Linked DNA regions of Homo sapiens: region 1 is linked to region 2. The links are chromatin loops, found by intact Hi-C in ENCODE. Cell type or tissue: PC-9. All regions are shown on one strand. Links, peaks and the distances in the headings refer to the core of each region. The heading gives the core; the rest is flanking DNA.

What was found. A loop is a pair of places that touch in the nucleus more often than their neighbours do. Peaks named below come from ENCODE experiments on the same cell type or tissue, not always from the same donor. Only the 100,000 strongest peaks of a DNase experiment are listed, where the experiment ranks them.
Region 1: a loop joins it to region 2, with 8 times the contacts of the local background. A loop is called at or near these places in 67 of 110 quality-filtered maps.

The regions. Positions count from the first base shown.
Region 1 is chr2:138,776,571-138,781,954 of GRCh38, forward strand. It overlaps NXPH2 (neurexophilin 2), which reads right to left and starts at 3,820. Exons shown (of 2, transcript NM_007226.3): 1 at 3,621-3,820. The coding sequence starts at 3,671. In PC-9, for the core only: no CTCF peak of the experiment used is centred there; no DNase peak of the experiment used is centred there.
Region 2 is chr2:137,914,721-137,920,104 of GRCh38, forward strand. The region is part of intron 2 of LOC101928273 (a long non-coding RNA gene); the gene reads right to left. Among named protein-coding and RNA genes, the nearest start is that of HNMT, 47 kb to the right of the region's middle. In PC-9, for the core only: no CTCF peak of the experiment used is centred there; no DNase peak of the experiment used is centred there.

The sequences.
Region 1 (5,384 bases), core at 85-5,084, 860 kb after region 2:
TTTTAATGCACGGCCAACTCTAAGTCATAACAATGATATAGTGGTGTTTTTTTTTTTTTTTCCTTCACATTGTCATATAGCCAACAGAGGACTATTCATCCGGCACTGGAAAATACTATTTTGATGTTTATTGATCAAGGCTGTATGAGGAAAGTTGTCATTTTTGAATGGAAGATAGTAAAGAGTTATCAATTCTTGTAAGTACAGAAGAAGAAATAAATAGAATCATCAGACTAAACAAATATTAAAATTATTAGTTTTAATGTAAGTACCCTTAATAAATTATGTGGTACTAAAAAGATGAACTTAAAATTTTACCATCTTTCATCACAAGGATCTGATTTTATAGGATTCTAAAAATTTGCCAACTTACATTGCTTTTAACTAATATTTTATTTTGTAAACTCAGCATTGTATCACAGTAAAACAAGTTAAAATGTGTAAGAAACTGATTTTTTAAATCAGCCCTAAATTTTATCTTAAACGTTAGCTAATCATTCATTTAAATTAAAATTTATTCTTTTTTTAATCTTCTTTTTACTTAAAGGCAAAAAATCACACTTATTACCAGTTACAAATCATCATGCAAATCTGTAAACAGTTGACATCTGGTGAAGTCTTTACCTTGTATCATGATGAAGCAACACTCATTTTGATATAATATTCATTTCAAATGCTAATTTTTTTCTTCATTAGTGGCAGAAAAGATATAACATGCTCTTAATATTCTTTATAAGAGTATGTTGCTGAATAAGAATTTTTAAAAAAGGAATATGTTCAAGATGGATATTTAAATCTTGCAAATAGTAATCCCATTAATTAGCTATAGCAACCTGTCTGTTAAAAGCACTATACACAGGCCAGGAAAATGGGCAAGGACAGGTAAGAGACATACATTCTTCCTAGCCTACTTGCAGTATTTATCAATTCCGCTTACTGTTTTCTTAGAAGTTTTAAATATCACATAAACAGGTAAAAAAATTCTAGTTATTGTGACTGTATTATATATACGTGTATATTATATATGTTATATATAACCATAGTTAGTGACTTATTTGGGCTCAATTCCCTGTGACTGCTTTCAGAAACAAACAGGTAATTTTCATATCACTAAATGTTCAATATGCCCAAATGAATCTATTATTCTTTTAAAATATTTAATATTTTTTATAAGTATGTTCTTCAGGCTGGCAGTGCAGATAGAAAAGTAAAATCCAATTTCGACAATAAGGTAACTTCACTCCTCCCTCACCAAAAAATTAAAAAAAAAAAAAAAAAAAAAAAGCCTTATGTCAGCAAAGGGCAGATTTTTTTAGTACATATGGTTCCTAGAAAAGTAAATGACTAGTTTCATATCTAGAAAATATTTTATCCCCTTGCTGTTAGGATTTAACAAAGAAGTTCAATATCAGCTGAAAAAGGTAGAACAAAACTATGAGCCATCCAAATGAGCAAATCATGATCTGTCCTTTTTGACACCTACTGGAGTAGGGCATATGCTGGGATTGGGGAATATTTCAATTTAGATATGCTCAGCCACTCTGTTTTCCTTTCACATTCTAACCCCCTTGTGTTATAAGGCTGGCAACAGCTCTAAGAATGTGGAGAATGTAAACAGCCTTTTATTGTCCGAAGGGATGGCAGCGTAAGGAATGTGTGCTTATCAACAGGGCTGCAGCTCCCTACCTCACTTACCATGATAAAGTGCTCCAGGAGAAAAACATTACAACCCAAGCACAATCCCAAAATGGATTAGAATTTGACATAAGCTTTTTTAAAAGCAAATCCATCAGTCCATGCTGTAATATTAGAATCTAGCTCTTAAGGAGAGCATATAATCCCTTCAAGATGTATTTCCTATTCCTTACTGACTATGGCGGTGTGGAAAAAAAAAATATCTAACATTTCCAATATAGTAGCTGGGAGAAGAACTTTTCCCCGACACGTGCCCAAATATATTTTCTCATCTTTAAGAGCCTATCACACTGCTTACGGAGCAGATACACAGTTCATATTTATTAAATGCAAAATTAATGAACTAAGATTCGTGAAGATATTCTGAAGACCCCACATAAACACCTGATTTCCCCAGGCTTTTCCTTACACACACCATACAAATGCTGCTTTGTTAGATCACCTTTTATTAGAATCCAGACTAAAAAATTTTAAAGCAAGGGATACTAAAGATTAATGTGGCATATATTTTGGATTCATAATGCCTAAGATGTAAAATGTATTTTAACATGGAGTATTGTAGATAGCCAGTATGTGATGGCTCATTCAAGGATATTTGGGCATATCATTGCATTTTCTTCTTGATGCCATTGAAGAGTTTCTGAGTTAACGCTGTGCAGGTGAAGCTAATCTCCACCGTAACAAGCATGGACCACGGGCATCTCAGAGGTCTCTCCACCTTTTAGAGTTCCTTCCACCCTCAGAACTTGCAAAGTGCCTCTGCCTTAACAATATCATACATATCATAAACTTTCAAAGTTACTTGATTTTCCCCCTAATAGGAAAAGAAAGAGACAAAGAGAACGAGAGAGAGAGCGAGCGAGAGAGAAGAGACTGTCATCTTCTAAGTGCTTGGGCAAAGTCTTAAGTATGAGGACCAAAGAAACTATGGCATCAGGAGAAAGCCCTCTTAATAGCACCCTAACAAGGCAAGAGCTAAGTGACCAGAAGAAATCCATCACAGATGCTGACCCAGCCAAAGCACTCCCCTTCTGTAATTTTACTTTAAAAGTTTCTTCTTGAAGATCTTACTTTGGTTTTCCCTCAACTATAATTAGCCATGCATATAGAACATAGGCGTATATCAGGAGGAGGAGAGCGTGGCGCCTCGCGGGAAGAGAGAAGAGAGTGACAACGCGAACCCCAAACCACATTTTAATACGTTTCTTATTCCTCAGCGCCTCCGAGCCACCCAGACCAGGCGGGCGGTCTCCCTGAAAAGACAGCTTCGAGATGCCCGAGAGGGGGCTCCTGCGCGGAGCTGGGCATGAAAGTTATATCTTGTGTCCCCAGCTGGCAGAAAGCCCCATCCCAGTCCCTAGCGCCAGACGGAAAACGAAGAGAAATCCAAGCTGTCCCCCAAATCCGTATTTTGCCTAAGTTTTCTCCCAGCAAGGCGCCACTACCTGGCTCTGAGAACGAGGATGCATGCACTATGCTGTGCTTTGGGAGAAGTGTCTGTGTGCATCTGGGCAAAACACCACGTGAAAAATAAACACCACCAAGCCTCTCAAACTGTGAACAGGAGGAAGGTCTTTCTGCCCCTTCTCATCCTATCAATTTACTTTCCTTCCTCTCCTTGACCGCTTATCAATAAACCGCTTCCTTCTCCCGGACCTACTTCCCGGCCACCTTCTGCCTACTTTACCCCAGCGCTCAAGTCCCAACCCGTGCTAAGCCCCTGAGTCGCCTGTAGATCCCGTCTATTCCGTTCTTCAATTCTTCCCTTTCGACCTCTAAGGCAACCCAAAACTCCTTGCCCTCCGCGCGCCCCCAACCCCACTTCCCAAGCAGGCCCAGGCTGGGCTCCAAGTCAGCCGCCTGCGCGGTTTTCCCGCCGAAACGCGTCCCCGGCGTGTGGGACGGCGCGCGGGCCGGGCACTCACCAGCTGCAGCAAGCCAGGGACCACCACGAGGGGCAGCGGCCGCAGGCGCATGGTGCCGGCTGGCGCGGCTTTTCACGAGCTGCGCGCCCTCGCCTGCCTCTCGCGCATCTCCACTTCGCGGGGCAGGACTGAGGACGCCAGGGACACAGCGCGGCGCTTCCCTCCCGGAATCCGAGCGCTGCGCCGTGCCGCGCAGCTCTGGCCGGGTGGGCGGGCAGGGAAGGGGGAGGGTGGGCGGACCGGAGGTGCCTCTCCCGGCCCCCCGCGCGCCCCTCCTCGGAGGGGGCCGGCAAAGAGCCTGCGGGGCAGCTCGAGCTCCGGCACGCGGCGGGGGGCTTCAGTCGCGCCTTGGACTCTCCCGCTTGGCCGGGCTTGGGGTGAGCGCGTGGGGCGCCTGCGGGAGGGAGGCGGCGGCTCGGGCGCTTGGGTGATGGGTTCAGTGCGAGGCTGCCCTCCAGATCCGATCCCGCCGGGCGGATGCCTGGCCGAGCTGAGCACGCCTGGCCAGCCGGTGCCCCAGAGCCCCGAGAGGCCGGGTGCCTCCTCCCACCCCCGCCCAGCAGAAGGCCGGTCCGAGAGGCTCCACTGTGCCAAGCGCCCTGCCAACTGACTGGCTCTCGCTTTGGCTGGGGAGATTGGGGATGAGGGGAAGAAAAGGTTCTCCCTGGGTGGCTGCAAGAAAGAGTGCGCCCGCCTGGAGAGCGCCCAGAGAGTTTAGGAGGGGAAGGCGATTGCAGAGTCCTGGGGCGGGGCGTGGGGAGCTGCGAACGGAAAAGGCTGGGGCGGGGAGGTGAGGCTGGAGCCCAGGACGCCCTGGGAGAGTGCCCTACTCTGCCGCAGCGCCAAGCTCGCAGAGCCGCGGGTAAGGGGTACAAAGTGCGCCTGGTGCGGCTGGAAGGATTTCTGGGGTTGGGGAGTAATGGGGACCTCGAGGGACCAGGAGCAGAACTGTGAGAAACGGAGCTAGGTGATGTCTGGTTTACTCCGGTTTGGGGATGGTATAGACAGCTAGGTGTCCTGAAGACAGACAAAGTTGCTCCCAGACCTTCTGCCCGGGCTTTGGAGAAGCAGAATAAAGGCAGGATACCCCACCACAGCCTCCGACTTCAGAAATATTGGAGAGGGGTATCTTTGCGGACGGGCGAAGGTGCAAACCTGATGCCTGTGAGCCTCGACCTCCGTGTTAACAACTCGCCATTGGAGAGATCCTTAACCTTTTACTATCTTTGTGCTGGACACTCGAGTGGAAAAATCAAAGGCAATGGGGCTCACAGACCTGCACTGTTTTTACGGTAGATCAGAGTTTGGGCGTCATTCGTCACTCCTTTATTGAACAGGTGGGAAACCTAAGGTCCAGAGAGATACATTCACTTCTCCAAGGATGAGACTTTAGGCAGTTGCTCCGACAGAATACCCAAGGCGAGAATGCTTCTTACATCTAGAAACGCAAAGCTCTTAGAGAAGAAAACCATGTTGAAGCAAGGGAGTAGAATTGCAATTGATTTCTAGGCTTTAAAAAATAAACCCAACAAAAAGCACAGATTAAGTTGTAATTTTTGGACAAAAAAAAAAAAGTTTCCTTCTCCTCTGCTTACCACCCCCACCCCAAAATAGAAATGAAGGAGGGTTGTTAAATCTTAGCGGTTGAAGCAGAGCAGCCTTGGTCCTAGGTTTCAAAGGCAGGAGGATTGCTTTGACTAGGGCAAAATCCTACTATTCCTTTCACTGAGTGTGCCAAGATTGTGCAGATGGGGAGGGAGGTTA
Region 2 (5,384 bases), core at 265-5,264:
GCTGAGGCGGGCAGATCACTTCAGGTCAGGAGTTGGAGACCCGGCCGGCCAACATGGCAAAACTCTGTCTCTACTAAAAATAATTTTAAAAAAATTAGTCTGGCATGGTGGCAGGCTAATTTTGTAATCTCAGCTACTCAGGGGGCTGAGGCAGGAGAATTGCTTGAGCCCAGGAGGCGGAGGTTGCAGTGAGCCAAGATTATGCCACTGCACTCCAGCCTGGGTGAGACAGTGAGACTCTGTCTCAAAAAAAAAAACAAAAAAGAAAAAAAAGAAAGAATGAATGAATGAGTTTCTTCAAGAGAGATATTGTAGCTTTTTCATGTCCATCACTCCCATGTATAATATCGTTCCATAACAACTCAGTCCTTATGAAACTCCATTCAGTAAGGACTCAGTTTTTTCAGAATGAACAGACCAAGTAAGACCAATTAATTACTTATTGTCATGTAGCTCAGATGAGAACGGGCTGGGATTTGAGAAAAGGCTCTGTTACTGAATAGGATCTGGGTGGATGGATTCCATCACAGATGTAAAGCGAGGCTACAGTAGCCTGTCCAACAGGATCAAGGGATAGCAGGTTGTAGTTCAGATAAGTAGATACCCACGGAGGGTTGCAAATGAAGTGTTGGCCTGTCCAAACAGTTGGATGCAGTATGAGACAATTCATCCTTACAAGAAGGATAGCAAATTGAAATTAGGAATATTTGGCATTTCAGAGGAGGGTCCAAGACAGTGGTCCAGGATCCAGGACTGGGATACCCCTTCCTGAGGACGATCACAGGTAACAAAAGAGGATCAAGTTGAGGAATCAGACTTGGGTGCTGAGGAATCAGACTTGGGTGCCCGGAGAGCAGGAGACTAAGTAACACTGAGATCCACTTAGCAGAACCAGGGTATTTTCTCAGCATTAGCTCAGAGACAAAGAAAAAAATGATGAAACCATAGCTTATAGACATGTAGTCATGTAAATCTCCTTAGCATCATTTCAGGATTCATGCTGAAAGTTAAGGCAATGGTGAAGCTGCAGGAGGGCTTTAGGTGGTCATAGCTCAGGAAGGAAGGGTCTTTCAGAGACTAGAAACTAGGCCTGAGCTAAAATATTTGCAATCTTGGATTTGCTTGAGGATGTTCATTCTACTAACAAACAAACGCCAATTTAATTTCCTGATGTTTATTTCAGGAGGTTTACAAGAACTAATTTCCTTGGAAGTGATTTTTTAAAACATCCATTGTAGAAAATTCTTTTTCTCACTTGTGAACACCTCTGAGAAAGAAGTATTATTTATAAAAGTTGGTACCTGTTGAACTATTACAGAGTTGCGGGGAAAAGCCTTCACAGGGTTCACAAGAAAAAGCCTTCTCCAACTATGCCTTACAGACGTATTCTTAAAATAATGACTTGACATATTTATATGTACATCTTTAGCTTAATATCTTACCTAATTGTCCAACAAACTAATTCAATGTTGTTTGCAATACATTAAATGAACAGAAGATAAACTGGGTAATAGAGAATCCAGAGAGCCTAGTGGCCCATGAAATCACTGGATTTGCAAAGTGATTTTCTCTTCAGCACCGTGCACCATCTGAGAACAAAATCTGTCGGCAAAGCACTTTAGTGGCAATCAATGGATCAGAATATAGAGACATTAGGAATGCCACATGGGGTCCAACCAATGGTCCATCCAGGCCAGCACAAAGGCAACATGAGAGGATTTTGGAGAGTGAGGTTGCTCGGTGCGGTATCAGTTTATAATGTTGGGATTATTTAACATACCTTCCCGAAATCATTTTGTGAACTAACATGTAACTGTAATCTATCATTTTATACAAATCCCTTGATTTTTTCCCACAGCTCACCCTCTTTGTGTTAGAGTTCCATAAAGGTAATGCCCAATATGTGAAGAGAAAATTAACATTCCCCTTTTTCTACTTGAAGACTTCCAAACATTTCCTGAAACTTAAACACTTACTGATTCTTTAAACTATCCCCATTCCACTTTTCTCTGCAGCAAGTAGCTCTCAATGTGTGGTCCTCAGATGGGCAGCATCCACTGGAAAAGTGCTAGAAATGCACATTCTCAGGCCTCACCCGAGATCTGCTGAAACAGAGGCTCTGGGGTGGGACCCAACAACCTGCATTTTAACAAACCCTCCAGATGACTCTGAAGCATGCTCAAGACTGAGAACTACTGCATTATGCTAAATTTACCCACCCACCCTCTGGCAAAAATAACGTCTAATTGCATTTAACTTTTTAGTTTGATGAGTACTTATCTTGGTGTCTTTTAATTCACCTGATGTTTCTGTTGCTAACAAAACCAACAAAAACAATGTAAATTTGGTATACTGAAATACAAAATAAGAGTGAAGGAGAAAACATTGGTAGTGAAATCAACTACTATAAAGCAGTTTGGGGCAATTCAGTTTAGAGACAGGCATTATACCTCAAATACCCAATGAGCATCACGTTATAAAAGCATAGCTCCAAAGATGATAATTTCAAATGAGGACCCTTAAGTCACAAAGAGAGGATTAGCTCACATTCATTATTTCCAAATTTCCCTCACCAAAGCACAAATTATTAAGGCATTTTTGAGACATTTTTATCAAAATGAAAATAAATGTGTTTCACAAATAAAGGAGCAAACTGAGATATATGAAATATTTACTTGTTTGAATATCTGAAGATACTAGAAATGTGTCCTTAATTTACTCTGTTTGTCTTACATGAAATGTAAACCAATGCTATCCATTAGCTCTTAAACATGTTCCACCTGGTGCATGTTGCAACTGCTCCAGCCCTGTTGTATAGGACAAGACTCAGTTTTTTCAGAATGAACAGACCAAGTAAGACCAATTACTTATTGTCATTGAAGTTTGTGGTTTTTGATCAAATTTTATAAGAGCACAATATGATGTGTTTAATCATCATGGTGGCCACTCTTTATACATGACTTTTTAAAAACTTAAATGCAAACTTCACAACCTTTGCCTCATACTGAATGAGGCCTCATAACAAGCCCTCCAGATGACTCTGTACCAGTAGAAGTACTGGTACCTCAGTACCAGCAGAAGTCTGATTTCATATTCAATGAGTATTTGTTGAAGGAGAATATTTGTGCCTGTGTTCTGCTGGGCATTTCTGAAGGATATTGACCAGGACAGCATATAAATCCTATCCTAGCTGTGACCTAGATTGGCACAATGGCAGAAGGAATATCTCTGAGAATTTACATCCTGGGAGAGGCAAATTATTCAATCAGTCAACTAAGGAGCAAAACATTGCTAAATTCAACCGGAAAAAAAAGTTGAAATTTTCTCATATTCTCTGTCATCTAATATCCGGTATGTTTTTATCCATTCAGTTACTCTTCTCTGGATTTCAAATAGAATTTCTAATAATAAATGTGCACCAATTCTATCATCAGGCTATTTATGTTCTTTATATTTCTGTTCTTGATAATTACATGCTAGTCTTTGAATATGAAGATAATGCTTCTGACCCAATATTCACAATGCATGTGCCTTGAGTTGTTATGTTTTGCAAGAGAAATAAGTTTATATTGATCTGATGCACTCTCTTTCCCAGTCTTCATGTGACCAATAGCAGCAACTGCAAGACTGTCACCTGAGTGTGGCTTGCAACCAAGCACATGTGGGAATTCAGTGAAGGCCCCGGTCTTGGCCTCATTATCAACAGGAACCAGCTGAAGACAGTGGTCACTCTTTATCCATGTAAATAGACACTATAATTTATTTTCAAAAAATCCAAAGGACAAAATTTAAGACCATTGTAATACCAGAAATTTGTGCTGTGGGTACTTGGATGATGACAGTTGATAAACCTGGGAGGTTTACAATGGCTAGATTGTCAGAAGGGATTAAATGTATGTTCTAATAATAAAAGAACAAGAAAAAAGAATGCCGTGGTGATGTGTAAATTTAAAATACAGTGGTACATGTTATGAAAAACAAAAATCAATCCATGAACTTTGAAATGAAGGGAGATAGTTCTGAGAGAACTAGAGGAACTGGACTTGAGATCCAAGTATACAATTTACTCAATTTATTTTTTATAGATACTTTAAGTATGGAAAATTTAATTTTATTATTATAGACAGTAAGGTATAATACAGAACATAAAGTCCCTTAAATTAAGGTGGTTATAGATCCTGGTTTTCTTGACACTCCTATATCACACTGATGGTTCCTGTGTGAATATTAACATTACCCCCTTCAATTCACAAGTGTCTTGTGGTGTGTGTGCACGCACGTGTGTAGCTTTTGTTTTTATTCTTGTTTGTTTTGCAAAAATGAAATGAGAGCAAACATGTGATCCTGAGACTTTCTTCACTAAATATGTATCTTAGAATCTTTATTTTTCTTATTATTCAAAATAATTCCTTTTTTAACCTACTACTTACTCATCATTAAATAGTTACTTAATCCTCTTTGAAAACCATTTGCATTGTTTTAAATTTTGCCCTACTGCAAATAATTTCACCACATTCTTTTAAGCTATAACTGTGCATGTTTTAGTATTTCTGTAGGTTACGTTTTTGGAAATGGTATCGGCTCAAAAAAATTAACATTAAAATCATAATCAATATTCCCAAATATAGATACATTTTTGAATCTTCAATTTCATCATAAAATTTCAACTTTCCTTAATAATACTTCCAATTTAAACTAAAGAGTTTTGATTGTTTAGGATCACAAAGATTTCTATCAGAGGGAGGACAAAATGTGAAATGTTTTGTTTTGTAATTCATCTGTCGCAGAAAACATCACTGCTGTTTGGCAATTGAGAAATTGTCCAAACAAGTACACTATGGACAACAAATGTCATGAACTGCCTGTCCACACTGAGGTTTGAGAGCCACAGGAGACTTGAGACATCTTCTAAGACAGTTTAAAGAAGTCTCATTTATTTTTTTATACAATGTAGCAAATCAATATATTAAATAATATAAGAACACCAAGTTTTCTTACATATAAAACTAGAATAACCTATCAAACAAAGCTGTTCCACGTAACTAAGAACTCATTAACCCTGAGGTTCTAGGACTTTATGAAGTCAGTGAAATAGCAGGCAGTAGTCTCTCATGTGCAACTAGAGCTGCTGATGGGAAAAAGTACAATATCCCAGATTTTTCAACGATGTGGCTGGATCGTTGGGTGTGAGAAATGCACCAACCCTGACTCAGAGATGCCCTCTCTTGCTCATCTTCCCGTCGTTGTGGCGCTGAACACCTGTGCCCACCCATAGCAACCTGTGACCAAGTGCATGGGTACAAACACCTTCCCTTTCTTCCTGTCTTTTTTCTTTCCCTCATTTCCCTTTATTCATTCCTCTATCCTTCTTCCTCCCCCTCACA